Regions from separate parts of the Homo sapiens genome. Here region 2 is linked to region 1. The links are chromatin loops, found by intact Hi-C in ENCODE. Cell type or tissue: A673. All regions are shown on one strand. Each heading gives the region's core, and the rest is flanking DNA. Links, peaks and the distances in the headings are about the cores only.

Region 1 (16,227 bases), core at 9,200-11,699:
GTTCCATTTAAGCTTTATCAGCACCCTTGAGATATATATTACTATCTTTATTTTATAGATGGGGTAACCAAGGTTCTCAGGGTATGAGCCTGCCCAAGGCCACACAGTGCACAGTGGAGCTGGTTTTGGAAGCCAGGATGTGGACTCTAAAGCTCATACACCATCTATTCTAGCTGGCAGGTGAAGGTGGGCTCTATATATAAGTGGGGGGCCTTTACTTGCACCTCTAAACCACCCCACCTGGGCAATCACGCACTAACTTTACAGATAGTCATGAGCACATCCTTCCTGTCATGAAGAAAGAAGCTTGCTAACAAAACTCATAGGCTGCCTTGAAAACAAGCTAAACTATTTAACCTAATTTCACTGAGCACCTACTATGAACAAGGGATTCTGCTTCATTAGGATTTCCAAAATCAGATAGGCATGACCCACATGTGAAGAATAAGTTTGACGTATCAGAAAAACTGGAAACCTGAGCCTCAGGAAGGAGATAGGGTAAGATAAAGGTGGAGAGTGAAGAGAATATGCAGCAGCTTGATCCAAAGATCTGGCACCACGACTTTTTGTAGGAAAGACATATTAACACACCAGTTGGATTTAACTCTACCTGGGAACCATAATGGTGGTTCATATTTTTTTCTTTAGTTGGAATTTAGAAATTTCTAAAAATAATTAATTGCCTCAGAGCATGGGTGACCCAAAACTGCTTTACAAATAAGCTTCCAGCCAGGGTGAGAGGGCCCCTGGAAGAATCTGTGGTGTCATGGTGTCTCTCTCTCTCTCTCTCTCTCTCTCTCTTTCTCTCCCTCTAATTTTTGGTTCCTAGATGTAGAATCCTAGAAGGAAGGCAAGTGGAGGGAAGCACAAAAAAGAGGAAAAAATGGGCTTTCTCTGAGAAGTACTTTTACAATCAATAAAAATAGCATTTATTGAGCATCATATTTATAGTCCAGCCACAGAGCTAGTGCTTTACAAAATTTATCTCATGTAGTCCTCCCAAATAGTTTAACAGGTGGGCATTATCATCACACATTTCAGAGGAAGAAGCCAAGGTCCAAGGTCACACAGCTAGTAAATGGCAGAGCCACTAAGTTCAGAGCTTATCTCTTAATACCCAGTTACACTGATGCCAGTGGCCCATCTGGATGTTAGCTTTGGCTGAGCTATTACCAAGTTGACATGGCCTGCATATGCTAGCCAATCTAACATCCAAGCTAGCGACTGTGGGCAGGGAGGGGGGGGTAATAGAAGTTGCTGTCATTTGAGACAAGGAGAAATCACACCATCATCCCAGAAAAAAAAGGCCTGGAGGCTCAGACCCAAACAACTTCTCTGCCCTCCTTTGGTCAAGCACACTCTGACCAGGAGCCTGGAATCTTGAGCTCTCAGAAAGTCCCCAAAGAGAAAATGGGCTGTCAACCAGGTGACTGTTCAAAAAGACCTGGCCTAAATATGAATTGGCTAAATTGCTCTCAAAAGGCCAGAAACCAAGGAGACCGAGTTCCCCCACCCCATTCTCCTATTCCCAAAGGCCCCCAGTTGTCCCCAGGGAAGCAGAGAGGAGCCACTGCACTGAAGCATCTTGTTTTGATTGCACTGAAAATCTTCCCTGCCACATCCCTGACCCTGTGAAGACTAAAAGGAGCTTTCTTGACTCAGTAGGTAGAACAGAGTGCTGAGCAAAGAGCCTGCTCATGGCACTCGAGGGTATGACAGCCAAGAATGCTTTCGTAGCTGTGCTTTGCTGCCTGATTCCATCTGGAATGCACAGGCTTTGTCCCTTTGATCTTTAATATGGCTGCTCAGAGGGGCCAGGAGCTCACATTTGCAGCTAGTTCTGTCTTCATTCTCCACAGAGTCCACCTCCACTCCAAGTTCCTGGACACAATTCAGAAGTTTCACCTTCTTCCCTTTCATCTCACCCACTGCTGAAGGTGGGCCTTCAACTCCAGACCACCAACAACCCTGCCCCCCCCCCCAGAAGACTGGCCCCATCATCTCCCTCAGTCCTGTCCCATCTGGGTGAAGGGAAACTTGCCTCTTCTTTACTCAGGACTGCCTGTGAAGTTTCCCGCATCCCAAATACAAGAGCCAAACATCTAGATGCTTGGAAAGAAGCATCTGGTTAATTGGCTGGGGTTTTTCTGTTTGTTTGTTTTTTGCTTTTCATCCAGATGTTGGTGTAATGTAGACCCTGCATGGAAGTCCTGCGGTCACAGCTAAAAGTTGTGTGTTCTATTATAATTTAGAATAAGTTGCAACAACTGGAAGAAGTGAGAGGCCACTTGTCCTTTAGCAAGGCATTTCTAGCACCATACCCAAGAACAAAACCTGGGGGCTTAGCCTGTTCAAAGAAATTTAGTTGTGGACATGCTGCTCTCTTTATATAAGGGCATTTATACAGAAAAAGAAGTGAAAGCAAAATTCTAGAGTCTTCTTGTAGTGGGCTGAATAGGGGGCCCCAAAGTTAGCAGGTCCTGGTCCCTAGAACCTATAAATATTACCTTATTTGGAAAAAGAATCTTTGAAGATGTGACTAAGTCAAAGATCTTGAAATGGAGAGATCATCCTGGATGATCTAGGTGGGCCCTAATTGTCATCACTATATATATTTGAGAGGGAGGCAGAAAGATATTTGACACCCACTGGAGAGGGGATGGCATGTGAAGATAGAGGCAAAGATTGGAGTGATGTGAACACAAGCCAAGGAATGCTGGCAGCCACCAGAATCTCAGGAGGCATGGAGGGATGCTCCCCTCAGAGCCTCTGGAGGGAGCACAGCCCTGCCAATACCTTGATTTTGGACTTCCAGGTTCCAGAACTGTGAAATAAAAACTGTTTTTAAGCCACCAAGTTTGTGGCAATTTCCTACAGGAGCCACAGGAAACTAATAGACTGCTTATTTCCAGAAGCTACAGCAGACAAGCCTGGAGATGGGAGGAAAAGGAGAGAATAAGTGGACGAATATTCTGTGAGATCTTCTACACACAGAGGTGTTCATTGGTGACTGATGTTTGTATCAGGTTAAAGCGACACTACAGAGCAGTGGGAGAATAGCACCTCCAATAGTGATTCCATTAGAAACCTGGGTGAGGTTGAGAGCTCTTAGTTGGGAGGGGAGTCCTGCCCAAGGAGTATCCAAGACCTGCTTTGACTCAGCCACCCCTCCTTTTTGTGAGTTTCCAGGAAAGATGTGAACATGAGGAAAAATGGCAAAGAGAAAACCAACATACCACTACATAACCATTTAAATGGGTTTGGGCCTGAAACTCCACTGCAGAGCTTCCTGGTTCAGTCCGATGGCTTAAGGGTCTTACCACCTTCTGGCCAGTCATGGAAAACCACAAGATGAGCCCCCACAAACATGTGTGGGTTGGCAAACACACCAGTTTGTTGTCCTTCAAATCTGGTCCACTGGTAAATGTGGCTCTATGTCTAGGATTGTGGCTAATCTAATTAACAACTCATCACCTTGTCAACATAAGAAGGGATGTGGGAATGGAGCCAAGCCCATCCCTCTCCTACAGATAGAAGCAATTTGGGAACAACAATTTCCCCAAGACTGCTGACCAAAGCCTATATTTTGGGACGTGGATGATGAGAGTAAACTACACCTTCTGCCCATTTTAGCTTCCTGCTCTCACCTCCAACAAGAATAAGAGATGTGCCAACTTTCTCTGGGTGCATACTTGCTGCCATGCACTGTTCTGGGTACCAGGATAGAGCATTAAAAGGGCAGATGCAGTCCCTGCTTCCATGAAGGGTCATAAATTCCTTCCTGGGCCTTATAGTTAGCCTTCATCACTCTGAAACACAGTCCAAGGAAGCCCACTCCAAGCTTAGTTCTCTCCCAACAGCCAGTATGCTACAGTGACACTTTCCACCCAGTACCATGCTGGATTGAAAACCTGAGAACTAGGATTCCTGCAAGAATGATGTCTAAAGACTGTGAGACTGAGATACAGTTCTTGAAGACCATAAAGCACTATAAAAATACAAGCATTTTAAAATTGTAATCTATAACCAGTTAAGTCAGAGGATCAGAAAATAGTGTGGTCAAAGTCAAAACCTTGTGGTCTAATTAACTGCATTTGTTCTCATGTAACAGACTGGACTTAAACCCTGGACAGCCGATTAAAGCCACTAGAAACCAGCTGACCCCCATCCATCCTTTTGAGCATTAGCCAATAGCACTAGCTTCCTTTACAGAGGATGGTATGTTTTGTTTGTTTGTTTGACTCATGAAGAAAGAAACAGAAAGAGGACACTTAGCAAGGTCCAGGAAAACCCAAGTCCATGAATAAGCAAGCCATTTATCTAGAGGTGAAGAAACAGGAGGAGGAGGAGGAGAGGATGGAAGAGAAGGAGAAGAGAATGTGCTTGGAGAAAGAGGAGAAGGAGAAAGAAGCAGAAAAATGTGGCCAATCATCCAGATATTTCTAAATACACAAATGTTTGGTATCATGTGGAGATGGGAGCTCCATGAGTGATCATTAAAGAAGAGACTTTCCTCTCTATTTGACAACCATATCCATGAGCAAACACTAAAACTGTAGCTAATGGAAATCAAAACAATTGTTCCAAAAAGATGAAATTTGGGGATTAAGTCTAATTGTCTAATGCTAGTAAAGACAAGTCAATTTTGAGTAGTTCCATGGGAAGTGCCACAGAGCTGGATCCAGGATCTTGATTACCTGGGTGGCATGCATCCACAGCCAAATGTCTTTTTCTCCATGTCCTTCAATCTGAGCTCATCACTGACGCTCAAGAAGCTTTCCACTAGACCACAACACATTAAGAAGGATAACTATTGTTTGGGTCAAAATGAGTGGAAAGTGCACCACAGTAAAAGAAACAATAATAGAGAGAAAAAAAGGAAAGAAAGAAAAGGAAGTGACAGAGATAAAAACAGAGCAGGAACATGTAATTTGAAGAAGAAAGTGGAAACAGGCCACTTTAGAGGTTTGGTTGAACCGAATGAACTGAAGACAAAGGCCAGTAAATCATTCCCATTATCCTTGGCTTCAATCAGGTTAATTATGTCCTTACAGAACGTCCTGTCCAAGAGTTCACTCTGGTATTTCACAATCATTCACTCATTCACTCATTCATTCAACAATTACTTGCAGACCATGCAATGCCCTGGGCTTAGTTCTAAGGATTACAAAGGTGATCACAAACCTGAAGGGAGGATCTTGTAGAGACATGAGACAAATATGTAAATGCCCATAATACTAGAGTGACCTTTCCACACAAAGAGTGGAACTTGTTAAGACACATTTTAAAAAATAAACTTTTAATTTTATAACAGCTTTAGATTAACAGAAAAACTATGAACAGAGTACAGAGTTCTTATATACCTCACACTCAAGTTCTCCAATTTTTAACATCTTACATGAGTATGGTACATTTGTTATTAATGAAACAATATTGATTACTTATTGTTAAGTAAAGTGCCTACTTTGTTCATATTTCATTAGTTTTTACCTAGCGTCTTTTTCCTCTTCCAGAATCCCATCCAGAGTACCACACTGAATTTGATCAAGTCTCCTTGACAGGTGATAATGTGCATTTTTAAAGCAATCTTATTTCTCTCTTACTGTCTTTCCAAACAGGCCTAGTAGACCTGTCATTTCTCTGTCCCCATGAAATATTGAGCTGTTCCCAAAACTTTTTGGATCTCCCTCAGATAATATGTCCTATTCACATACAAATAATATGTACAGAATAGTGTAATAACTGGTCAAAATTGTGGGGCAGGAGTCAGTAGAAGAGTAGACAAAGGTGAATATCATGGAGGCCAAAGAGGAGAGAATCTTAAGAAAAAAGGGGCAATCCAATGCTGAAAGAGACCAGATAGAGGAGGAGGAAAGAAGAACTTGGCAGTCAGGAGTTCACTTAGAATCAAGAAAATCGTGATGCAAAGTGGTGAGAGTGGAAGCCGCAATGGGATAGGTTCAGGAGAGAGTATGTGGTTAGGAGTGAAGGCTACCAGTTCATATTCTTCTCCAGAGAAAGCTGAGTGCTAAATATAAGGAGAAAACTAGGTTGACGACTTAAATGGGCAGCATTTAAAGAAAAGATTTTGGGGTTGAGGTATATGACAGTCAGCATCTAAAACGATCCCAATAATCCTCCTCCCAATGCTCACATCTTTGTTTAATCTCCTCCCCTTGTGTATGGGCCAGACCTAGTGATTCACTTCTAATAAATAGAACATGGCAAAATGAATGAGATGACATGTCTGAGACTGGGTTATGAAAGACCATGACTTTTGTCTGATTGCGCTCTCCTTCTTTCCCCATTTCTCTAATTTTTCTCAGTTTTACTCACTCAGATGAAGCAAGCTGCCATGTTATGAGCTCCCCTAAGGAGAGGCCCATATGGTAAGGAATTGAGAATGACCTTCAGCCAACAACCATCAAAGAAATAAGGCCCTCAGACCAGCAGCCCACAAGGAACTGAGAGCTGCCAGACCACATGAATGTGCTTGGAAGCGGATCCTTCCCTCATTGAGCCTTGACAAGGACAGCCACCACAGCCAGCACTCTGCTGCTGTGAGACACCTGGAAGCAGAGAACTTGGCTTAGCCACATGCTGTCTCCTGACCTATAGAAAACTGAGATAATTAGTGTTGTTTTAAGCCACCAAATTGTAGGATAATTCATTATACAGCAATAGGTAGCTAATACAGAATGATTATTTTTTGTAAGAGAAGTCTGCACATGATTCTAGGCTCACATTTATTGTGCTTAAGAATTACCTTGGAACCTGAAACCTATAATCCAAATCTTTGAATCTGGATAAAGGAACAAGATCCAAAGAATTTTATTTAGCCACTGGGGATAGAGCACTAGCTGTACAGCACTCTTTTGGAAGAGACTAAAGATACTGCATTTTGAAATACCTTAGATAATTCCGTTGCACATGGGGGAGGAAAGTTTGAATGCAGTGAAAAGAAAATACCAAGATATGCAATTCAGAGATGTGGGTCTTGATGTCCAAGAGAAAGAAGGGGCAAGAATCCAGGAACCATGGGGAAGTTGGCCTTAAAGTTTTGGCTTTTTTCTCTGAAACAGGAGGAAAGACTTTTTTAAAGGGTGAAAATACATCAAAACTTTGAAATAGAAGGAAAAGCCTCAGTGTTCTCCAAAAGAAAGACTGAGGCTATCTACAAAGCCTGAGGAAGTGGAGGTATTTGTTCAAGGTTTAAAGAGACAGGAAAAAATAGACTCCTAGAGAAGGCTTAGTGAGCCACTGATAAACTTCAAAATAAAAGTAAATGTATTGAGATTGCCTGAGGATGACTGATGGGCACAATTTGAAAGAAATGAAGAAACTCACTCTACCCACCCTCCTTATTCCACTGGGAATGGAAGAAGGAAAATCTCTGTGGAAGAAGATTGCAAGAACAGTATCCAGGGAAAAGGCAAGTCTGTTGTGGTAAGGAAGCAGAAAAAGGGCTTTAGGGAAAGGTTAAGGGGAATATGTCGTTAATAGAACTGGGGCTCCATGGGCTCAGGTGAAGCATCCCATTGAGGAGCAGCAAGGGTGGGAGTGGGCCTGAACTGGATAGAAAGAGAGGGAAGCAGGACTCACTCACAGGGGAGTAGAAAGCAGTTTTTAATGATTAAGGGATAAAGGAGGCTGAAAGTTGGAGATGCGCTAGAGATTCTTGTTTGTTATGGGAGGACAGAGCAAATACCAATTAAGTTCATTGAATTAACCTGCCCCTAAAATCTAAGTTAAATAAGTTAAATATTGATCCATTATCCACATCAACATCTCCAGGTCCTCTAAGATGATGTGCAAGACAAGGGCTGGCAGCAGAAGTCTCTTATAAGTCTCCCTTTGAGAGGTGGTCCTACAGTGAAGTTCAGGTCTCAGGAAAACAGTGGTACACATCCATACTCAAGGTGTTGAAAGGCCTGTATTTCTTTAAAATTTCTCTTCATCTTGTGTAGCAATTTGCCTTGTGTCTAACTTGGCATGGAGGAAAGATGATCCATTGGCTAGGGGTTAGAGGGCCTGAGAGTCCTAGTCCTAGCTCCACTCCTGATACACTAGATGACCTTAAAAAGCCATTAACTTTCCTGATACCATTTGTAAAGTGAGGGGCCTGAACCAGATGTTCCCTTAAGTCCCTTCCAGCACCAACATACTAAAAGCCTGAAAACACAAAACACTAAACCACGTCTAGGGATCATCTGGTCTAGTTCTTGGAAATTTAGTTTTTAAAAAAAAAAAAAAAAAAAAAAAAAAAAAAAAAAAAAGGAGAGAATTCCAGCTCCTATCTGTAACCTTCTGGAGACTTACTACCCATTGATAGAATTCCCTGTGGGAAATGTTTTGAAATAGTGGATAGTCTATAAAACGAAATTCTGGGGATTAATCTGCAATGAGGGCTGAAAATTTTCTGAGTGATTTTTCCCAAATGTATGAGAAATCTTTATCTAATTGAATGTGGAGCGTATTCTTTTCTGAAGCATCTTGTTTGCATTCTCAAAGCAGGGTTTGGTAGGAAAAAGAGCTTAGGCCAGATATTTTGCCACTTACTCATCAAGTTATTAGGGAAGATGCGCTGACAGCAACTAGTGAGTCACGTCGAGGTCATGTCATGTCTAAGTTTCAAACTATCTCCAAGTATTGCCACACACACATTCGCATATACCTCACCACCAGCACCATGAAACAGATTGTGAAAGAACTTCAGCCGCATCCATGAAGTGAAAGTGGGACTTTCTCCTGACCTCCACATCCCTGAGGAATCCGCTCTCACCACTGCGTACTTCTCTGATGGGAATCCTTGAGGTCATTTGGTCCCATCTTATACCTCGTAAACTCAGTATAACCTAACAGAAATGTCTCAACCTGTATCCCCAAACTTTACGTGAAAGAGACAGGGTAAAAAAAGACATGGAAACTTCCTTTGATTTCCAAATGCAGGAATTTTTATTACCCTGGAAAGGCACTTGGGGACTCTGAGTATTTTTATTTTTTCACAATGGCATTACCAGTAAAAATAAGAACACCTCCTACAGTGGTGCACTGTATATTTTCAATATTTTATATTTTTTAATCATTCAACATATATTGACAACTATGGTAGGTGGTAAGAGGGTATTCGGCGTCTATAAATTATCTATAATATAATGAAATAAATTATATAATTATGGTATATAAAAGGAGGATGTAATTAATTCTGCCTCGGGGTAGGGAAGTTGAGGAAGGTGAGTCTTAAATGATGAGTAAGAGTTGGAAGATGAGTAAGAACTAGCCAGAGGGTGAATGAGATTTGAAGGGCATTCAAGACTAAAGGGACAGGAAAATAAAAGGCAGATATGTGAGAGTTTATGAGGCATACTGGAGACCTACTAGCAGTCTATATGTGGCTAAAGCATAGTGTTCAATGCTAAAGGGGAGAGAATGGAGAGGTGGACGGGTAGATTTGGGCCTGCTTGTAAAGGCCTTAACCAACATACTGAGGACTACAGCTTTCATTCTTTAGGCAACAGGGAGGCAAAGATGACTGTGATCATGATCCAGTCTGTATTTTAGGAAGGTAATTCTGCTAGCAATGAAGAGAATGGATAAAGAGGGAGAGAAAGAAGGCAGAAAGAGGTCAAGATCTATTGCAATGGCTCAGGAGAAAAATGGCATATGTAAAAAAGATCATATTTTGCCATCATTATTTGTTTTTGTCTCCTTCTTTACCCCTCACACAGAGTTAAGTTTCTTGCACCCAAGTATCATGTCCTGTTCACCTTTGTATCCTAGCACAGAGCAGATTGCCTGTGCTACATAGTATAGGCATGCAATAAACACCATTCATAGGTGAATGCACAAAATGAGACATAAAAAGGGTAGTAGCAGTAGGGATATAAAGAAAGGGTAGATTCAAGAAATATTTTCTGAATTAGATTCTAAAGAATTTGGTCTAAGTAAAAGGGAAAATTCCAAAGTTCTGTATTGGGCAACTAAAATACAAGCATGGATCTTCAAAAACAGTTTTAATTTTCTTGGTTATTTTTTCGTTGAAAATAAAGTTTTCAACACTTTTTTCTTGCATTTAAAAATGCAAGAGTGGGAGCAGGTAAAGAAAGAAAGATAACAAGTTGAGTTAGGAAGATGTTGATTTTGAGGTGTCCATGAGCCAGGGTCCTAAAGTCCAGTGGGCAGCTGGAACTCTAAGTCAGGAGCTGCTAGGAGTTCACTGGCTGATTTTCACTTACGACCATTCATCGAGGCAGTTGAACCAAATTGTCCAGAATCCAGTTTTTTGTTGTTGTTGTTGTTAACATGGGCTGAAAAGTTTATTTCCAAAGAAAAAAGTAAACAAGAAAATTAAAACTGTTTTTAAAGATTCCTGCTTCATCACTGCTGAAACCAAAACAAAGACAAGAGAAGGAGCCAGGGATCAACCTCTGTATCTGAAGATGTCATAGTGAATTTCTCAGATCTTCAGACTCTCAATGGAAAGGTTCCCATGAGCACCATTAGTTGTCCAAGCATTAGTAAGCTGACTTACTTCAGAATGTAAAATATTCTAACAGGAAATTCTAACAGGAAACTCCAACATTCTTCCCTTTGTTTTCTTCCCATGCATTGCCACTGAGACCTCTCAGGCAGAGATGCTTTGTTGAAGGCATGCAACATGATGGGAGCCTGAGGCCATATGGTACCTGGAAAGAACACTGGAGAAAATTAAAAGAACTGGTTTTATTCCTGTCTCAACTATTAATTGGCCATGGTGACCTTGGACAAGTCACTTTACCCTTCTGAATCACAGCTTCCTCATCTGTAATATGAGATCAGTTTAGGTTTCTCTCTCTCTCTCTTTCTGTGTGTGTGTATGTGTGTGTGTGTGTGTGTGAGTGTGTTCTTAAACACTTAGCACTGACCTAGATTTTTCCTTATGTGTTTATCATCAACTCCTCCCAAGGCCACTAGAGTTTTGCAGGTCTGGTTCACACTACCTCAGGGACTCTAGATGGAACCAGATGACCATCCATTGAAAGAAGCAGTATATGCCAAGGCATCTCTCCTTTATATGTTTTTTCTTGGTGGGTCAAATGACTCACCATTTAATAATCTAAAAATGTCTACTTTCTACTATATCTACGGATACAAATTTTAGTGCCTGGAAATGGGGTGCTAGCACAACAAAAATCTAAAATGTAGGATTGGCATTTGAACCAGACAGTGAGCAGAAGATGGAATGGCTATACGGACTTTAAGGAAAACATTAATGAAATCCTAAATTGCCTCGAACACGCGGTTAGTAAAATTAGACTTTAAAGAGGTTGTTTGTGAGGTCTTAAAAAAAAAAAAAAAAGGAAAATCTTGGAAATTTGAAGACAGGAGCTCCTTGTTATGCCATGGCAGAAAGTTTAGCAGCACTGTCTCCTGCAGTAATGTGAAAGGTAGAAAATTTAGCTAAGATTTCCAGCCAGAGTGTTGAGGGTGCCATCTGGTTTCTTGTGGCTGCTTATATTAATATGTGAAAGGAGAGAGAGAAGCTAAGGAAAGCACTATTAAACCAAAAGAAGATGGGATCTGGCTGGTTGTGAAGATTCAAAGGCTCTCCAGATGGCAGACAATACTAAAATTAAGAAATTGCTCCCAAGCAAAGGTCAAATCCAGGACACCCTCTAGAAACAATGTTCTAAAGATGAAGCCAAGGGTGTAACTATAAAATCCTTTTTTAGAAGCTTTTTTAAGTTAAAAGGTGGTTTTTCAGAATATGTTAACTCAGACAAAATACCTGCTAAAGACTTTAAATTTTGCTTCACAGCACCTATATATAAAATAATAAGGGTTCTAAAAAGCTTAAGTTCCTCACCCTTCTCAAAAGAAGATTTACGTGGAGAGGATTTATCTCAAAGATATCTGTAGGTGTAAATTTGTCTAATGAAGCAAACCCCAGTGAGATTCACAGGAGGACCACAGAGATTTTGAGAGACTTATATCACCGGGTATACTCATGACACAGATTGAAAGTGACAGAGATGGTATAAAATGAAAAGAAACTTTTGAATCCTCCAACTTCCATAAGCGAGAAATAGGCTGAAAATAAAATCAGTCAGCTGCAAATACATTACACCTTTCATGAATAATGAAAGGAAGGATGATTCAAAAGGGAACCAAGAATCTAGAGAACAATACCAAGAACTATAGAGTAATTTTCAGGCAGAAGTAGGATTGAGTTCTAATAGAACTTACAACATTTATCTGGATTTCAGAACTGATATGAACCAGTGATTCTTTTGTGCCTCAGTTTCTCCCTTTTTAAACAGGAGTGTCTATGTTGGCTGTCCTCTACCTATGGCACCATTGTATGTTGGGTGTGCAGGGGACAGATAACTTGTTTCCTAAGTTCATTGGTCTACAAACTGAGAAGAACTGTACTCATGGAGTTGTGCTGAGGGAACTATGTCTGAGGACCTGGACCTGATTTAGAAGACGAAATTCTGAACTCTGAGCTGATTTTGTAACGGGATAAATTTTTTTTGGGTCTGGGGATGGGACGAGTACATTTTGCATGTGGGAGAGATATGAGTTATTGGGGGCTGGAGAACAGACTATGGTAGCTGGACTCCAGGATATTCCAGGATGGTTCCCACTTCCAGGCATTCACATCCTTTTGTGGCCCTCTTCCATATTGTACCAAAGTTTGTCTGGCTAAGTATAGGGTAGGTATGATAGCATATCATTTCTGAGATTAGGTTATGCAACTTCTGCCTTGGGTACTCTATCTTCCTCTCTCTTTCTCAGATCATTTACTCCAGGGAAGTCCAGCTGCCATGTCACGTGTAGTCTTATGCAGATGACTACATGATAAGGAACTACAGCCTCCTGCCAACAGCCATGTGAGTGACCTTGAAAGAATATTCTGTAGCCCCTGTTGAATCTGTGATTCAACTGCAGCCTTGGCCAACAGTTGACTGCCACTCATGAGAGAGTTTGAGCCAGCTAAGTCATTCCTGGATTTCTGACCCACAGAAACTGTGAGATTATAAATAGTTGTATTTTTTTAAGCTGCTAAGTTTTGAGGTAATTTGTTACACAGCAGTAGATAACAAATTAATAAATAAGCTCAAAATATTTTTAAAATATGTTGTATTTTTAGTTCTAGCAAAACAAATGGAAAATGAAATCATAAGTATTATTGATAATGGCATCAAAAACATAACACATTCAAAGATAAATTTGAAGCCACATGTGGAAGAGTCCCATATAAAAAACTATTGTACATTACTGAAAGAAAGTAATGAAGTTTTAAATAAATACAGAAGTATACCATGTTCATGGTTTAAAAGACTCAATATTTTGTCAGTTTCCTTAGATTGACCTGTATATTTAACACAATCTCAATGAAAATCCTCAAAGACATTTTTTTTTTAGAAATTGACAAGCTGATTCTAAAATCTATATGGAAACATTAATAATCAAAACAATCTTCGAAAAAACAAACTCTGAGAACTTACTCTACATGACTTCAAGACTTATTATAAACCCACTGTGATTAAGACAGTGTTGTAGCATAAAGATAAACAGATAGTCAACTAGATCAATAGAATAAGCAGAGTCCAAAAATAGACCCATGTTATATGGTCAATTAATATTTTACCAATGTGCCAAAACAGATGAATGAGGAAAGGGAAATCTTTTTAACAAATGGTGCTAGAAAGATCGCCTACTATAGCTGAAAAAAAGAACCTCAACCCATACATAAAATGGATTATAGATGGATTACATAACTAAATGCAAAAGCTAAAACTATAAAGCTTTTGGAAGACAACATAGGAGAAAAGCTTTGCAATCTTTGGTTAGATAACTAAAAAAAGATAGGACTCAGAAAGTAGTAATTATAAAAGACAAAACTTGATAAATTAATTATAGCAAAATTTAAAAACTTCTGCTCATCAAAAGGCACTATGAAAAAAATGAAAAGCAAGACAGACTGAAAGGAAATATTCACAACTTCTGACAAAGGACATGTTAAGAATATATTTTTGATACACTTGCAACTCAACAATAAAAATATAAACAATCCATTTTTCTTTAAATGGGCAAAAGATTTGAATATATACTTGACAAATGATGATCTGTAAATGATTAGTAAGTACATGAAAAGATACTCAAGATCATTAGCCATCAGAGAAACAAAATTAAAACCATGATAAGATATCAACACGTCCACTGGAATGACTAAAATTAAAAACAATTACAATACCAAATATTGGTGAGGATATGTAACAAATAAACTTCAAATATTGCTGGTGGGAATGTCAAATGGTATATTCACTTTGGAAATACATATGGTAGTTTCTGATAAAGTTAAATATACACCTACCTATGACCCAGCTATTCCATCTCTAGGTGTTTTCCCACAAGAAGTGAAAACATATGTCCACACAAAGACTTATACGAGAATGTTCAGTGAAGCTTTATTTCTAATAGCCAAAAACTAGAAACAATCCATATTTTCATCAATAGGAGAATGTAAAAACAAATTGTAGGACATCTATGCAACTGAACACTACTAAGCAAAATACAAGATAGAACTACTGATACATACAATAATATAGGTGAACCTCAAGATTTATGCTGAATTGAAGAAGCCAGACACAACAGAGTCCATACTGCATGATTTCACTTCTATGACATTTTGAATGGCAAAACTAATCTATAGTGAAAGAAATAAGAACATAGAACAGTGGTTACCTCTGAGGAGGGAGGGAGGAGGGATTGACTCAAAGAAAGAGAAGAAATCTTTCAGGGGTCATGAAAATTTATATATCTTACACATATCTAGTATACATAAATGTACACTATTGTCAAAATCCCATCAAACTGCATACTTAAGATCTATGCATTTTACTGTTTACAAATTAAACCTCAATTTAAAAGGGGGTGCCATTTATGAAACCATTAAAAATATTAGATACCCCGAAATTATTCTAATAAAAAATGGGCAAGCCTTTCACAGAGAAAGATATAAATCATCATTGCGATCAATTGAAGAAGACCTAAATAAATGGAATAATAATCCATGTTCGATGGCTTGGAAAAACAAATATTGTAAAGTTATCAGTCTCTGCAACTGATCTGTAAATTCGACATAGTTCCAATAAAAATTTCAGTAGAATTTTTTTTTTTTTCTGGAGACAGAGTCTTGCTCTTGTTGCCCAGGCTGGAGTGCAATGGCACAATCTTGGCTCACTGCAACCTCTGCCTCCTGAGTCCTGTCTCAGCCTCCTGAGTAACTGGGATTACAGGCACCTGCCACCAAACCCAGCTAATTTTTGTATTTTTAGTAGAGACAGGGTTTCGCCATGTTGGCCAGGCTGGTCTCGAACTCCTGACCACCTGATCCGCCCACCTCAGCCTCCCAAAGTGCTGGGATTACAGGCGTGAGCCACTGCGCCCAGCCTCAGTAGGAATTTTTTTGGTGGAACTTAACAAGCTAATTTTAAAACATGTATGGAAATACAAAAACCAAGGATAACAAAGACGCTTGACAAAGACAAACAAATGGGGAAAATTTTTCCTCAAATATCAAATGCACTATAAAACCACAAAAATTAAGAGTAGTATTTGTGCAAGCATAAACAAACAAGACAAATGGAATAAAATAGCACTTCCAAAACCCCCACATCTAGGAACACTTGATTTGTGACAAAGATGGCAGTGCAATGTACTGGAAAAAATATGATATTTTTAATAACTGGTACTGAGTTGACTGGATATCCACATGGAAAAAAATAAACTTAACTCTTATCTCACACCATATAAAGAAATCAATTCCAAGAAGAATATAACTTTAAACACGAAAAGCAAAATAAAGATTCTAAATATTAATATAATAATATTTTCATGACTGTGAGGAAGAATGTACTTCTTAAACAGGAGGAAAACAAGCATCAACCATAAAGAAAAAGATTGATAAAATCCACTAAAATCTAAAACTTAAAGTGGAAGAAAGTATTAGCAATTTATGTAACTGACTAAGGGTTTACATTCAGAATTTAAAAAATAGCCCAATAGATAAGTGCGCATGAAATTTGAACAGGCACTTTACAAACTTCTATGGTTTGAGGGTATGTCCCCCACTTAAAATTCATATATCGGAACCTAAGATGAAATGTGATAGTATTAAGAGACGGGATCTTAGAAGGTGATTAAATCATGAGGGCTCTGCCTTCATGGATGGGATTAGTA
Region 2 (16,227 bases), core at 167-2,666, 85 kb before region 1:
AACAATACCAAGGAATGCCAAATGGTTTTCCCACATGCTTAAGGCAATTTATACTCCAGCCAGCAGTGTAGGAATATTTTTTTTGTTCCACATTCTCCAAATACTTAGTATTGTAAGATTTGTTAGTTTTTGAAAATATAGAAGATATAAGTGCTACCCAATTGTGATATTACTTATGTAGTTGAACATCTTTTCACATTTATTAACCAGTCCTATTTCTTCTCTGCGAAAGGCTTGTTCATATGTTTGGCCCATGTTTCTTTTTCTTATTAATTCACAGAGTTTTGTTCTATAATAGATATTAATTATTTATTAGTTAATATGTTGCAACTATTTTCTAACAATTTGGGGCTTATCTCTTTTCTTTATGGTGTCTTTTGAAAGAAAGAAGTTTTTGATTATGATGCAGTCAAATTTATAATCTAATTTTATAAGGATTTCCTCATATGAATATTGTTTAAGGCATTCTTTCCCACTCCCAAAATTAAAAGCTATTTTCTATATTTTTCATTAAACATTTTGTAGTTTTCCTTTTTCAGTGGAATCCTTACACTTATTTAGAATGTGTGTCTGTGGCAGGGATCCAGTTTTTCCCCCACATAGACGAGCAGTTGTCTTAATGTCATCTGTTAAATGGTTAGTCTTTTCCCAGCTTATCGTCAATGCCAGCTCTTCCTGTAATGGCTTTCATCAGTTATGTATGCGTCTGTCTTTGGGCTCTATTCTGTTCCATTGGGCTTTCTTCCTATCTCTGCACTCAAACCACACTTTTAATTATGATAGCTTGAAATAAGACTTGATTTGGTAGAGCAAGTCTTCCTATCTAACATTTTTCTCTGGGAGTATATTGTGTACTGCATTTTGATCATCCATATAAACTTTAAAAATAGTCAAATTCTTCACAATCTTACTTCAGAATTTTATTAGAATTATATTGAACCTGTGGATTGATTTGGGGAAAATTAATAACTTTTACAATGGTCAGTCTTCCTGTCTGTGACCATGATATGTCTGTATTTATTTAGGTTGTCTTTAATATCTTTCAGTAAATTTTTATACCTCTCTCCATAAAAATCTTGCATATGTTTTTTAAAATCTATTCCTAGGGGCCAGCCTTTTTGAGGGGGAGTGATATTACAAATTCTTTTTTGACTAGGAGGTAGGAAATCCTTCCCTACTCCAAATATTCTCTTCCACGTGGAGGGAGCTTCACCCCTGAAACAATCCTGGTTGTCTCTGCCCCTCACTCACTCTGGCCCTGGGGGAGAAGAAGCAACATAATCTGATTAATGATTTGAAGGGATAAACTTGGCTTTCATGCCCAGGCATTTCCTCTTTCCTTCCTCTTAGGAGCTGCTCTGTCTATGAGAATATGTGGTCTTGATTACTCTAAGCCATGCAGAAAACCTAACAGAAACAACCCCTCCTTTACAGGAGATGCAGAAACACCAGCATCTGGTGTTCATATGCTGCTGGTGACTCACTGGATAAGGCTGTCTGGTTCTGGAATTCAGGATTATGAATCTCTCTTTTGCATAAATATTAGCGACATTCTCCAAAATCAATGTTTTTGGTAATAAAAGTATTTCAGCCTCTATCTACCTGTTCTTTTTTTTTCAGTTTTATTTAGGTAAGATTGATAAATAAAAATTCTATATATTTATGGTATAAAATGTGACATTTTAGTATATGTATACATTGTCAAATGATTACTACAATCAAGCTAATTAACATATCCATCACATCACGTGGTTACCATTGTGTGTGTGTCTGTGTGTGTATGTGTGAGTGGTAAGAACACTTAAGATGTATTCTTTTAGCAAATTTCATGTACATGACACATTATTAGTAACTATACTCACCACGTTTCCTGCATTAGGTCTCCAGTACTTATTTAACTTATAACTGAAGGTTTGTATCCTTTAATGAATACCTCCTCTTTTCCCCCACCCTACAGCTCCTGGTAACCACCATTCTACTCTCTGTCACTATGAGCTCAAATTATTTTTAGTTTCCACATGTTAAGTGAGGTCATGCAGTATTTGTCTTTCTGTGTCTGGCTTATTTCACTTAGCATAATGTCCTCAAGCTTCATCCATGTTGTTACAAACAGTACAATATCTTTTTTTTTTTTTTTTTTTTTTTGAGACAGAGTCTTGCTCTGTCTTCAGGCTGGAGTACAGTGGCACGATCTCAGCTCAGTGCAACCTCCACCTCCCAGGTTCAAATGATTCTCCTGCCTCAGCCTCCTGAGTAGCTGGGACTACAGGCACGTGCCACCGCACCTGGCTAATTTTTGTATTTTTAGTAGAGACAGGGTTTCACCATGTTGGCCAGGATGGTCTTGATCTCTTGACCTCTTGGCCGAGGGTGATCCACCCGCCTCGGCCTCCCAAAATGCTGGGATTACAGGCGTGAGCCACCACGCCCAGCCAACAATATATTTTTTTCAAGGCTGAAGTGTGTGTGTGTGTGTGTGTGTGTGTGTGTGATTTTCTTTATCCAGTCATCTATTGATGGACACTTAGGTTGTTTCCATATGTTGGCTGTTGTGAATAATGCTGCAAAGAACATGAAAGGGCAGATATATCTTCAAGATACTGATTTATTTCCTTTGGATAGATACCCAGAAGTGGGATTGCTGGATTATAAGGTAGTTCTATATTTAATTTTTCGAGGAATGTTACTGTTCTCATAATGGCTGTATCAATTTACATTCTCACTAACGGTATACAAGGGTTCACTTTTTTCCACATTCTCACCAACACATACTATCTTTTGACTTTTAACAATAGCCATCCTAACAGGTGTGACATGATATCTCACTGTGGCTTACATTTGGTTTCCCAGATAATTAGTGATATTGAGTTTATATACCTGTTGGCCATTTGTATGTTTTCTTTAAAAAAAAGTCTATTCAAGTCCTTTGTCCATTTTTAATCGGGTTATTTGTTTAGTTTTTCTGTATCTCTATGTTTTGTCTGGTTCAGAACTCAGGCTGGGAAAATAGATGCTATTAATTGGAATCCCTCAAACTCAATATAAATGTAAAATACTGCCATTATATAGACACACCATAGACTTTTCTATTTATATATAGACATTTGTATTTATACATTGATATCTGACAAACATGAATCTCTAAATTTTAGTTATTTATTTGCAGATTATTTTAGTTTTTTGTATTGAAAACCATATCTATAAACTACATTTTTATTTTTTTCATTTTTTTCCTATTCAAATCTTATAAATTTCATTTATAATTCTTGTTTTATTTGCTAGGTATATCATCTAGAAGAATGTTAAATAGAAGTGTGATAGTAGGCATTCTTATAAGACTTGCTTAGAAAACAGTCTGGGCATGGTGTTTTCTCTTTAGGAAGCTCTTTCAATACTTAATTCCTTAAAATGTTCATACAAACATTCATATTTTCTAATTTTTCTTGGATTAAGTTTGAAAACATTTTATAATGTTGAGTCCAGGAATTTTTCCCTTTCACCTATGTTTTCCAATTTTATTGGTATAAAGTTTTTCATTATACCCTCTTGTCTTTTAAATATTTCCTGTTTCTATAGATATGTTATGATCTATATATGACATACCTCCTTCTTTTCTTCATCAATCTTATAATTGATTTTATAATTTTTATCAGTGTCTCCACTCGGGCTTCATTGATCTTTTATCTTAGTTTTTTAATGCATTAATTTCTGTTCCTATCTTCTTGATTTCCCTTATTCTACTTTATTTGACTTGGTTTTGTTTTTTTCTAACTTAATTTACTAATTATGACCTAACTTCTCTTCTAATGTAAACATTTGAGACTATAAATTTTCCTCTGGGTACAGCTTTAACCATACTTCAAAAGTTGCTATTTTATTGTTATTACTTTTTAAAAATGTTTAGCCATTTTACTATAAAATGAAAAACATATACATAAAACGGCATAAACAAATGTATAGACTAGTGAAATATTTTAGTCAACATTCCTGAACCATCACTATGGTAGAAAAAGAAAATAGAATTTTGCCAGCCACCCAGGAGCCCTCCATTTGTCTTGGCCCAATCTCAACCCCCTATTCCTACAAAAGTAACCATATCCTGATTTTTACGGTAATCACATAAGAATGTTTTTTAATGGCTTTTTCTCTCACCTAAGTATGCATCATTAGATACTATAGCATTCTGTCATGTCCATTTAAAAAATATTGTTAGTTAGGTCTTTAACATTTCTTTTACTCTACAGTTTTTCATCCATTTCTTTCTTTTTTCTTTTAATTTAGCTGTTGAAACCCAAGACTTTTGACTCCCAGAGTTTCCTACAGTCTGGATTTTGCTTATGGCATGCCCATAGTGGAGTTCAACACATTCCTCTGTTCCCTGGATTTTTTAAAAAATGGCAGCTGCATCTAGAGGCTCAATCAGATTTAGGCTTGATCTCTTTCACAATACTACAGGTGGTGTAACGTTTATTCATCAGGAGGCATACAATGCCTGGTTGTCTCTCTTCTTGTGATATTGTTGCTTATTGTCCAGATCCAATAATTAATTAGCAGTTGGATTATGGTGATATTTCTAATTTTATAATTTTGTTTTTATTTGTTAGCTGGGAGAACTTTATAAAGAAATTCTTCCCTCATTTTGCTACTTTGTTACTCAATAATTCAGTTCATTTAGGAAGGCAGAATAAATGCTTATTATTTCCTCTTACTAATTTTAAGATAACAAATTGATTTTCTATCATCACCCAATTAGTTCTTAAAATATCATTATAAACACAAGAATGTAAATATATTTCAATTTTCTTATTCTTATTGATTCTTTATCCCTTCTTTGGCCAAAAGGAGTCTCTTCAAGTTGGTTCCTTAGTCCTTTCGTTATGATTTTAATAGTCTTTGTTACTTTCTTTGCTATTTTGCATGACAAAATATTCTAGTCTAATCTAATACATTCCTTTGCCAAATGTTGAATCAGTCATTTCTCCAAAAAGCCCTGGTATCTTTTCGAAGGAAATGATAATTCAATATTACATTCTAGGTTCTAGCAATGTTCATTGATACTGGCCTAGTCTTTCTCTAGGCCTTTCAGTAGATATACATATATAAAAATTGTTTTTATCCTCAAGGACATGAAGGGTAATAGAATTAAAATATCCATTACTATTCATTTGCTTTAATCCACATTTCACACATATCTGTCTGAGCATAATACTACTACTGCCACCACCAATCATGATTGTAAAATATATTTGCATATGCTATTCCTATTCTAGCCCAATTTTTATGCTAATAGTAAGCATACATTGTCAAATGTATGCCATTACATATTGTGTAGCCACAGAGATGAGTTGCCAAATTCTCCTTCACAGAGGGACTTTCTGCCCAGTTTCAAGAAGTTGGAGCAGTAGAGAGCCTACACTTGGAAGCTACTTCAGAGTCTACAAAAAGATACTTTCCTGAGATACTTTCCTGAGATACTGCAAAGAGATACTTTCCTGAGATTATGCTCTTCTTATTGCAGTCTTCATCTAGTGATTAAGAGAGGAGGGGGTATAAAGACCTGGCCTTTTTGGGCTAATGGCAGACACTCTGATAGTCAATACTTGCTCCAGACTTCTTGCCAAGTTGGCTAAGACTTTGTTGGGTTTGTGTGATAACCCAACAATCCTGCTTTCTCTCCCTTTCCTTCATAGGTGTTGATTCCCTAATAAACATCTTAAGCCCCAAATTCCGTCTCAATGTCTGCATCTAAAGAATCCAAACTACAACAGTTAGTACCAGAAATGGTGTGAGAAAACAGGCAATAAAATGATATTTTGAAGCTGGATTACTCAATGCTTATCTGGCAATGAGAACCCCATCATTGATGATAAGACAGTGTACCAATGGCCTCTGGCATGAGGTGGTGGTCCAGTCATTAAAACCATTAGGTGATGAATTGGGAGAATATACTAGGGAAAGAGAATGTAGTAGGGGTGATGTACAAGTTGTTTGATATGTATGGAGAAAATAGGGCAGGATTAGATGGCTATAAATAAGCACCATTGATGCACTACAGAAAGGTAAGGAATAACTAAGCATAATATGCAATTGAAAATCTGCTGTGAAAGCCGGAGAGCCTCTTTAGGTGCTTACAAAGAAGCTCTCATTTCCCATTATCACTTAATAGAATGGCTAAACATCAAACATGGTTAAATGCACAATAAAGTAGGTCTGATTTAACAAGATCGGGCCCCTATTTGAGAAATCTGGAACCTGGAAACATGAGATAGGGATATCTAGATATCTAGGCCCTGAGTATTTTGACTACCAAGACTTCTCCAAAGCTTCTTAGTTTGCATATGTAGCCCCACTCCTAAAAATCAGCATGGTCTCCCTTACCTTCCTCCCATCCTTTTGTTGGAAAAGAGCCTGGAATCTTCTTCTCTGGAAAGTAACATGTGTCCCTTTTAGTAACCATCCCACCTCCTCTCCTAGCCATTCACTAGCCCTATATCTAGGGTTCAGTTGCAACAAATCCCAGGGCGGTGTGTGCTGGGACTAGTAAGGGAGAAAGTGGTCTATATACCAAAGGAACTTTAAGAACTAGCCAGCATATTTCAGGAGGAGTCAGTCAAGCTTTCCTGGGACTGGATTCTGAGAGCGATTAATCAAGAGGCCTCAAGATATAATTGGATAGAGAAGGATTCATTGACTTGGGAACATTCTCATAAGACACAGAATTTAAAATACTGGCAAGGCCCCCAGAGATGATTCAAACTTCCTACTAGGAGGGCTTAATGGAACATTGAAAAAGCAATGGCTCACACTGAGTAGAGTTGAAAATGCCAGACTTGCCATGACAGATGGTAGGTGAAGAGATTTTCTTTTTTTAATATCCAGTTGGATGGGGAGGTAGGGGCAGGAAATCTCAAGAAATTGGGAATACTAGGATGGATATGCTATGTACTACTAGCAGACCTGCTAGATGATTATTTTCCACTTGAACATAGTTACACATTATTTACAGAAACAATAAAGAATGTGCTGGTGAAATAGCCAGCAAAGAAGTGAAGGCTCCCCTCTGTAGGCCATGGATGATAGTAAAAGAAGCCATTAGAGGACTTAGCTTGCTGACAGCAATGAAGATAATAGGACCCTGAAATAGAGGCCAGGTGGCAGCATTTCTGTTAATGTCTCTCTAATCATTTAAGTTTTTCTCTATTAGAATCCTCAGGAAAAGCTCATAAGAGCAATGTTCCATGAGTTGTGTGTTGACAGTTTTTGTTGCTTTTACTTAAAAGTCAGTTTTGCTGAATATAAAAGCTTTTGTTTATATTTTCTTTCCTAGGCTATCTTAAATGATATTCCTTTTTTTATTCCATCATAAAATTTTTCTGTGAAAAAGTCTGATGTTACCATAATTTTCTTTTCTTTATAAATCACAGGATCTTTTTGTCTGGATCCCAAAAGGATTTTCTCTTTTTCTTTAAAGTTCAATTTTTGTATACAAAGTCTATATTTGTATATGTCTTGGTATTGGTTATATTGGGTGAGTATTCTCAAATGCATGATGTGTGTTTTTCCCATTTGTATTTTCATTTTTTGTTGGAAAAGTTTTACTGTTTTACAGCTTTTAGTATTTGTTCTATTTCTTTTAGTATTTGTTGAGCTTCTCCTTTTGAAACTATTATTCATATGCTGCATCTTCTTTGCCTAGCTTCAATATTTGTCATTTTATTGGACATTCTTTTTCTTCTTTCTTCTTTTTTTTAAAAGATATTTTTTAAACAATGCCAAACTTATAGAAAAGCTGTGTGCTGTACAAAGAACTTTTTTCTGAACTATTTAAAAATAAATTGCCAATCTGTCGCTCTCATCATGCCTAAGCACATTAATTTGTATTTCCTTATTCTCCTACATAACCACAATACAACCATGAAAATCAGCAAATTAAGATCTTTAAATTAATTTGTTGTAATTTTCTCCTTTTGACAATTATAAACAGCATAAAATTAGATGTTACTTTTGTTTTTATCTTCTGAAATCCAGCCTTTTACTTTTCATTGGGGAATTTAGTCCACTGACATTTATTGTAATTCATAATATCTTTTTATGTACTTAAAATGTTATACTTTGTGCTTTCATTTGTTATATTTCTTCTATGCTCATTTAATTTTTTTGCCTTCTTTTAGATTAATTTAATTTTGTAGGGGATTTTTCTTATGCTTTATATTTTTTCCATTGCCTAATTTAAAATTCGTACAATTTCTATTCTTTTATTGGTCATCCTAGACTTTTAACATGTACATATAACTTAACAAAGTCAAAGTTAAGCAAGAGTTTTTACCATCTCCCTGAAAATAGAGCTTAGAACACTTTACTGTTAAATCACAGCAACCTTCCACCCCCCAACCATGTTTACATGTATTTTTCTCCATGATTTTGATTTTATGTTGTTTTTTTCTCCAAAATTGGATTTTATTATAACTTTTATTTAGTTAATGATTATATTTTCCCACATTTATTATTTTCTTTGCTCACTATTTCTTCTTGCATTTTATATCTTCTTTTTTAGTTGGTTTTCTTTCTACCTTAAGTACACCCTTTATAATTTTCTTTATATAAGAATAAATTGATTGTAAACTCTCTGTTTTTATTTCTGTGGAAGTTTTTATTTTATTCTTATTGTTGTCAGAAATTTTTTCTGGGTATATACTTATAGGTTTACAATTATAAGGCATTATACTATTGTCTTCTGATTTCCATTGTTCCTCTTTAAAAGTCTATTATGAATCTAACTGGCATTCTTTTGCAGCTTATTGATTTTTTCTCTTTTGAATGCTTTTATGATCTTTATGATTTTCATGAACTTTCTTGTTCTGCAGTTTACAATGATGTGTCTAGGTGTGGTTTTCTTTTTATTTATTCTACTTTGGCTTCCTGATATAAGGATTGTTTCATTTTTTTAATGATGGAAAATTCTCAGCCATTATCTCTTTGAATATTATCCTTCACAACCACTCATTCTCTATAATGTTTCCTTGTGCAAGTCTGATTAAGGTAATGGCATACCTTATGCTAACCTCCATGCTTTCCAATATTCCATTTATGTTTTTCTTTTTCTTGGCTCTCTCCACTAAAATCTGGATAATATTTCAGTCTGTCTTTCAATTCACTGATTTTTTCTTTTGGTGATTCTAAACAGTTATTTAACCTCTTTAATCCATATGTTGAATTTCTATTTGATTCCTTTTCAAATATTTTAGTCACTCTTATAATCTCCTCTTTTATATTTCTAAATGCCCTATTTACTTCCATTTTTAACAATTCTAATGCATTGTGCATCTGATTCTGCAGTTTGTGTGTTCTGATTCTAGCACATGATGGCCGTGTGTGTGTGTGTGTGTGTGTGTGTGTGTGTGTGTGTGTGTATGTGTGTTGAAAATATTCCTACAGAGGATTTTCATTTGATTTTTCCATGGATTTGGGTAGACTACCAATCCTGACACCGCTTTAAAGTAAATATTCAGCTTGGAGGTTGGTTTTTAACTTTTAGAGTTGTTGGGGAGTTCGGTCCCAGATACCTGTGAGGTAAGCTTGAGGTGAGGACTTCTTGCAGAAGGCTTTTACCTTATTTTACTCCACCCAGAATCAAAGCCAAACAGGCAAGGTTCCCCGCAATCTCGATGGTATGAGGTTTTATTCTAATAGACCACTGAGGATTCTGCCTTACAGTGATGCCAGCTTAATGTAGTAGTTTCAGATCTGACTACACTCTCACCTTACATGGGCTTTATCTTCTGCCTAATTAAAGTCTAGGCTCTAGGCCATGAGGGATCCACATGACAAATGCAGGCCATAACTCTCTTGTCATTTTCAGGCTTTGAAGATTTATTTTACTTTCCCACCAACTTAGAAAAGCATTTAAATAAATTATCCAACATTTTTAGGTGTTCTAAACTTTGAGGGTTTCTCCGGTCTCTTTCATGTCATTAGAAATAAAAATTCTTTCCTCTGAGTTTTCACAGTGATGTTAAATTTTCTTTGTTTTATACTATTTTTTAGTGCTCTCCATAGACAATTTCTCCTGTTCATTCATCCTCTTATGAGGCAGGGACTATATACTATGAGTCTTTGCCAACAGCAGGGTATATGAATTGTCCTTGAGTCCATTCTAACTCCTAGTCTAATGGATGACTCCTCTGTTCAACAGATAAAGGGTAGGTTGATATTCACAGCTCAAGTTACTACCATTTTTAACAGACTTTCATCTAGTTCAGCTTCAGTGGCATTTTTTCCTAAACTCATTGTTTGAGTCTCTAATACCTTTAACAAACATGGTTCCAGGAAATCTATAGTTTCCAGCATGTATTGTTATCAATGTTGTTTTTCTCTCTGACTCTACCTACTTTACTCATGAGAACCACACCTATTTAAATGAAATTTTCCACCACTAGTTTCTCCAGCTCTTCCCTCCATTCTTTTCTCCAATTTCTGTTCATTTTTGTCATCAGAATTATTTTCTAGAAGTACACTGGCTTTTCCCAATACAATGATATTATTTTCATAACTGACCAGACTATATCTGCCTACAAATAGAGGAAGGTAAATGAGTGGTGGAAGAACAGTTTTCAGGTAGATCAAAATGCTCTACCCCATTCCCTAAATGAATGTTGTCCTGTTTTATGGTTTGTAAACATCCTCAGCCTCTGGTCAATGAAGCAGACATCAAGGACTTATGAAATTACTTCCCCCTGCACCCTAGGTGTTATGTTTCATGAAGTTAAATAAATAAAACCTGGCTGTGCCATAAAGAGAAACCTACACAAGATTTATTCCTCTAATTTAGCTCCATCTTTCTTATATTAAGGAGATTCTTCTTAGATTATAGCACTAGATTGTCCATTAATACTAATTTTTAGTGTTACGGGGTTTTGTCTTTTTTTCTGGTCCTTCAGGAATATTTATATCTTTCGGATATTTTGAGAAGCTGTATCAGAAACTGCAAGCCATATGCCATTTAAACAAGAAGACCTTTCCTTGGCCTTCACAGATTACGTGAAAATATGATGCTTTCACCCAAAGTTTGTGTCTTCCACATCCCTGATAAGTTGGCAAATGTTTCCATAGGAGGCTGGCATGCTGAGGGATTTCAAATATCTTGGATCAAACTTGAGAGTGGTGACTGCTTCATGCTCATCTCCCTACAAGAATATATACCAGTTGATAGAGGCAAAAACCAACCCAGATGACCAAGCTAAGCCTATGGTCTCAGGAAAATAGTTATATACACATCCCTTTCCTCCCTCTGACCTATCCCTGATACCAGGCCTCACTCCCAGGTCCACTTCTCTCACCATGAAGGCCAATGTTCAAAGCTTCCTTTGCCAAGTTTTAGGTTTCCTCCCAATGACAATACTTCCTCCTTCCCCAATCACCAAATCCTTGATTTTCTTAGCAGTTCCTCACAACAGCAGAAGCTGCTCATGTAATTGCTGATGAAAGGAACAAAGTGAAAACAGAGAATCCCTTGAAGATTGGGCATCCTTGGGTGGGTGAGGAATCCTTTTATTAGCAGAATTAGGTCTAGTCAGCTCTTCCTTAACATTCTGAGATATCAAGACAAGTCAATAATTTCTCATGTGCATTTCCCAGTGTTCCTCATAGTCAATGAATGAATATTTTGCCCCTGGGTTAGAATAATAATTTCTGCATCACTCCACCTGGGTAGGTGGCATTGTAGGCATCCAGAAACCAATTAATATTGTCTGCCAAGTATATGCATTTTAAGAACCCCACCCAGATTAACAAATAAACTTTCACTTACTAACTGAATGACTGGAAATGGCCAAGCTTGGGAATTCTCAAGGTTGTAGCCTCAATGATAGAACTATTAAATAATTTTGCAGTTCAGCAATCTTACTCAGGGATGATGGATATGTGCCAGTTTTAATAAAGCCTTTAGTGTTGGGCTGAAGGGCTCTGTCACTGGACCTGCTTAGTCAAAATTACGGATGACACAAAGCTGGGAGGAACCACTAGTGGGTGGATTGACAAGTTAAGATCCAGTAAACAGACAAAGCAATGGCCTGAAACAAATGGGGGAAGAGACAGAGCTTTTAACTAAGAATAAAATTATCTGCATTTAGAATTAAAACATTACATTCCTTAATATAATAGTCTAATCCCGGGAATGCATAAGTTGATAGCAACTCCTACAGAAATATCTTGAGGTATTAATTTATTAGACACTAAATATTAAACAATCATGTAATCTGATTAAACAAACAAATAAAAACCCTCTGTAATACTATCAGCCTAAATCCAGACCAAGTAGAGATTATAACCTCCCATCCACTACACTGTCAGAACCATCCTGGGGTAGTGTTCAGGTGCCATAAGTTGAGAATGCTGGAAAATGTGGGCATCCTCAGAGAAGAGCGACTTGGCTTGTAAAGAACCTAAAATATCTAGAAACTCTATTACATGAGAAAAAAATCAGATAAACCAAGTGATGGGGACTGAAAAAGAGAAGATCACTATTTTTAATGATTTCAAGTGCTATCAGATTAATGAGGCACCAAATTTACCTCTGTTTGCTCTATTTTACAGAACTCAGGCCAAAGACAGAAAATTTTGAGGAGAGAGATTTATTTCAACTTAAAAAAGAATATCTAATCAACTTCAGCTGTACCACAATGAATGGGCTACCTCATAAAGTAGTGAGCTCTTTATCATAGGAATCATTCAAGAAGAGTCTAGATGACTATCAGGAGACTTACCAAAATAATTCTTTGAGGGGGGTGGTGAGAGTTGGACAAAATAATCTCCAAGCTTAAGAAGCTCCGATTTTAAAATTATTTTATACTAAGGTTTTAATGACTAATATGTATAATAAGACCATCTGACACACACAATGACTAATGGTACCACCTCAGGCATTATCACAGACATTATCACAGGACTTGGGAGATAAAATTTTTGTCTGGGGTAGGGCAAGGAGGGTCTTCTTAATGCATTTTCACTGGCAACTTCGCTGTTGCATAAGACTAGTTTTGGTTTATTATGCTTGCCTGCATCAGTCTCCTTCCGAGTTATTGAACACAGTGAGCACAGAGAGGAAGGAAGAGAACACATTTTATGTTTATTAAGTCCCTGTGAATTTTAACCATGCACTTTTATATATATTATTTCATGTAGTTTTCAAGACAACCTAGAGCAGTAGAAAAGTATTAAGCCTATTTTACATTTGAAGATAGGACATCTAGAAAAGGTAAGAGCCAAAGGTCACCCAGCTAGTAAATGAGAATGATAACATCATGACAAAGAAAAAGCAGAAGATACATGGGCTCTTTCAAAGTCCTTCTTATGGAATTCCAGATTTCTGAGATGAAAAGAACTTTAGAGGCTCTGTATTCCAACCAACCTATCAGTAACATGAAGTCCTTCTTAGTTTTGGAAAATTGATTTTGTGCACTTAGGTCAACCTAATAAGAGAAGAATAAAGCTGACTTTTAAAACCTAATGACTCTCATGGCTCTGTCCTTCCCAACCCCTTTACCTACCTCAGACCAGGCTCCTGTTGCAGATACCCAGTGCAGATTAATGAGTGCCTGGCCTTGGTGGCAGAGTCCACAGCAGACTGTCCCCACAGGATCCTGGAGCTCACCACTGGAATCTGGAACCTGATGTAGCCTCAGGCCAAATCTCAGTTCTTGCCAGTCTAGGCACCCAGAGAGCTGCCTCTGTTCCAAACCAACCCATAGGCCTGCACCCCAGGGAGCAAGGCTCAGTGGGAAAGAATGTGTTCCTAATATCCATGTCATCAGTTTCGTTTCTTTCTCTGAATTTCCTGACTGGGCTGTGGATGCTTCCATGCTGCCTCAGAGAGAAGGCCCAAAGATGCAATGCTTTCCATGCCATAACTTCCTCTCATTCCTGCAGGCAGCTTTGGGTGCAGTCCAGCCTCAGAGCCAGTGCAAGGGGTCCTGGTGTGATTCATTGGCCTCTCTGTTCCCAGCTTATGATATATCCTGGCTCCAAAGTGAATTTTTAATCTTCATTAAATCTTTGAAGAGGAGCCCAGGAGAATTGAGTGGCATGAGGAAAAAAAAAGAGAGAGAGAGAAGGAAAGGAAGGAGAAAGCAAAATGTCTTGGTCCCTAGCATCCTTCATAGCAGGGATCAAGAACAGGTTTAGCTAGTTCTCTAAATTCTAAAACAGTAAGCTCTGCTGAGGTCTCAGCTCACTCTCCTGGCTTCTAGCACACTGTTCAAGACTCTGGAAAAAATATCAAGTTGTGTCAGGTATTCTCCCTGCCCTTGGAGAGTTCATGCTTCCTGGTAGAGTCTTTTTGGATCCTCGAACTCACAATGCTCCCTTCCACCATGATCTCACAGCACTCTACTTATTCTGTGAGTCTGCTTAAGTCCCTTATGGCATTAGAAGCTCACTAAATCCAAGAACCAGATTTTAATCATCTTTATATCCACAAAGCACTTAGCCTAGTGCCTGGCACACATTAAATGTTCAATCAGTGTAAAATGAATGCAGTCTTATTGGGGAGATAAAAGATATATAAGTACAGATTAAAAGTACGTGCTAGGCAGTACAGATGTGGAATAAATGGGGAGAACCCCAGGTGGTGCGTTATCTCACATGGCTCTAATCCCAGCTCAGCCATTAACAGCTGTGTAAACTTGGACAGGTTGCTTCTACTCTGCAGACCTTGCCAATCCAGGCACCCAAGCTTTCATGTCTGTCAAATCAAGGGGCTGATAAAGAATTTCTAAAGACTTCCAAAAAAAAAGGTTCAGAGGTGGGAGATATCTAAAGGGCTGGACTGAAAAGGCCAGTGTAAACTCAATATCTTCTGGTAGTTCCCACCCTCAACTTCTCTCTTGGAGGTAGGGCTGCCCTCTCCAATTTGCAACTCCTGATTCCTTTGCCACCAGGAACTGAAGGGCCTCAGGTGGAGGAATCCTCTTGCGAATATCTGCTCCTATGCGCTTCTCTCCATACCACACCTTGCCCATTCTGTTTCAGAATGGAAGCAAATTTTCTGGTCTCTGAATTCCTGAATATACTTTTTTCCACCATTTTGAATACTGAGGCATCTGCCCATCCCCAATTTTGAAGCACTTAATATTCCATAATTACATCTGCAATTGCATCCGGCCCCTGGGACGCAATTTATCTGCTTTGGGAATTGCAATTCATTGAAAGACTATGTTACGGGCCCTCTCACCAGCTCCTCACCTCTCAGGCCTCCACCCATTTTTATCACTGGTCCACACCTTTCCTATGTGGAAGATATTCCCCTTAATGGAGACAATGGATACAAAATTAGAGTTTTTGAGTAGTCCTGGTTTCTTTCATTGTCCATTAACATTTCACCAGCCATCCAAAACACAGGCCTGTGACTCCTTTGATCGTCCTTCCATGCTGATCTTAGTTTTAAAAGCACCTTTTGTATTCTTGTTCTCAACACTACTTGAAAACTTCATCTTCTGCAGTTTAGGAGTTCTGACACTCTTCTTACAGGTCTCTGTTAACCCTGGGTAGATCTTCCTTCCATGTGTTAGATATGAGTTCTAAATTTCTCTTCAAGGACTCAATATGTCAGTATGTTCAATTCTTTGCCTTCTACTTTTAAACTTAACTTCCTCATAAAGCAGCCTTTTTTGATTACCTGCTCCACCCTGACTCATTCTGATTGCCTGCTCATTCTCCACTCTGACTCATTCCGATTTCCTGCTCTGCCATAACCATTTTTTCCTGCCAAAACACTCACCCCATAACTCTCTTTAAATTAGCCAATCGGAATTAGTTTAGCCTGTGCTGTCTAACCCTCACCAATAGGGGAACAACACAGCAGCAGGGACCACGTGCGTCAGGGATAAGAACTCCTTCCCCATCCTTGTCCAAGTGTGCACTCACCATTGCTCCGTCTGTGAGGGCACACCCTTCTATAGAAGTACATTGCCTTGCTGAGAATTAAAAAGAAAATTTTATATTCGAATGGTATCTCTTTAGTGGCACCGAAACTTTATTTAGAACACATGTCTCATAAATGTACCTTTAGACAGCTGAACTCAACCAGAGCTCCTAAGGCAACTACGTTATTTCTTTCACCTCACACCTCATCCTCCTGAGTGTAGCTGGGACTACAGGCGCACACTAAAAACTACCTATTTCTACAGGCAGTTTCCCTCTTTCTTCCTTATCAGGGTCATTTGCAACTAAATA

Evidence for each region. Peaks named below come from ENCODE experiments on the same cell type or tissue, not always from the same donor. Only the 100,000 strongest peaks of a DNase experiment are listed, where the experiment ranks them.
Region 2: a loop joins it to region 1, with 11 times the contacts of the local background. A loop is called at or near these places in 4 of 110 quality-filtered maps.

The regions. Positions count from the first base shown.
Region 1 is chr1:115,161,314-115,177,540 of GRCh38, reverse strand. No RefSeq gene overlaps it. Among named protein-coding and RNA genes, the nearest start is that of LINC01765, 70 kb to the right of the region's middle. In A673, for the core only: no CTCF peak of the experiment used is centred there; a DNase peak (open chromatin) is centred at 10,610; H3K27ac peaks cover 2,211 bases.
Region 2 is chr1:115,237,224-115,253,450 of GRCh38, reverse strand. No RefSeq gene overlaps it. Among named protein-coding and RNA genes, the nearest start is that of NGF-AS1, 38 kb to the left of the region's middle. In A673, for the core only: no CTCF peak of the experiment used is centred there; DNase peaks (open chromatin) are centred at 700, 1,380 and 1,840; H3K4me3 peaks cover 1,338 bases; H3K27ac peaks cover 2,262 bases.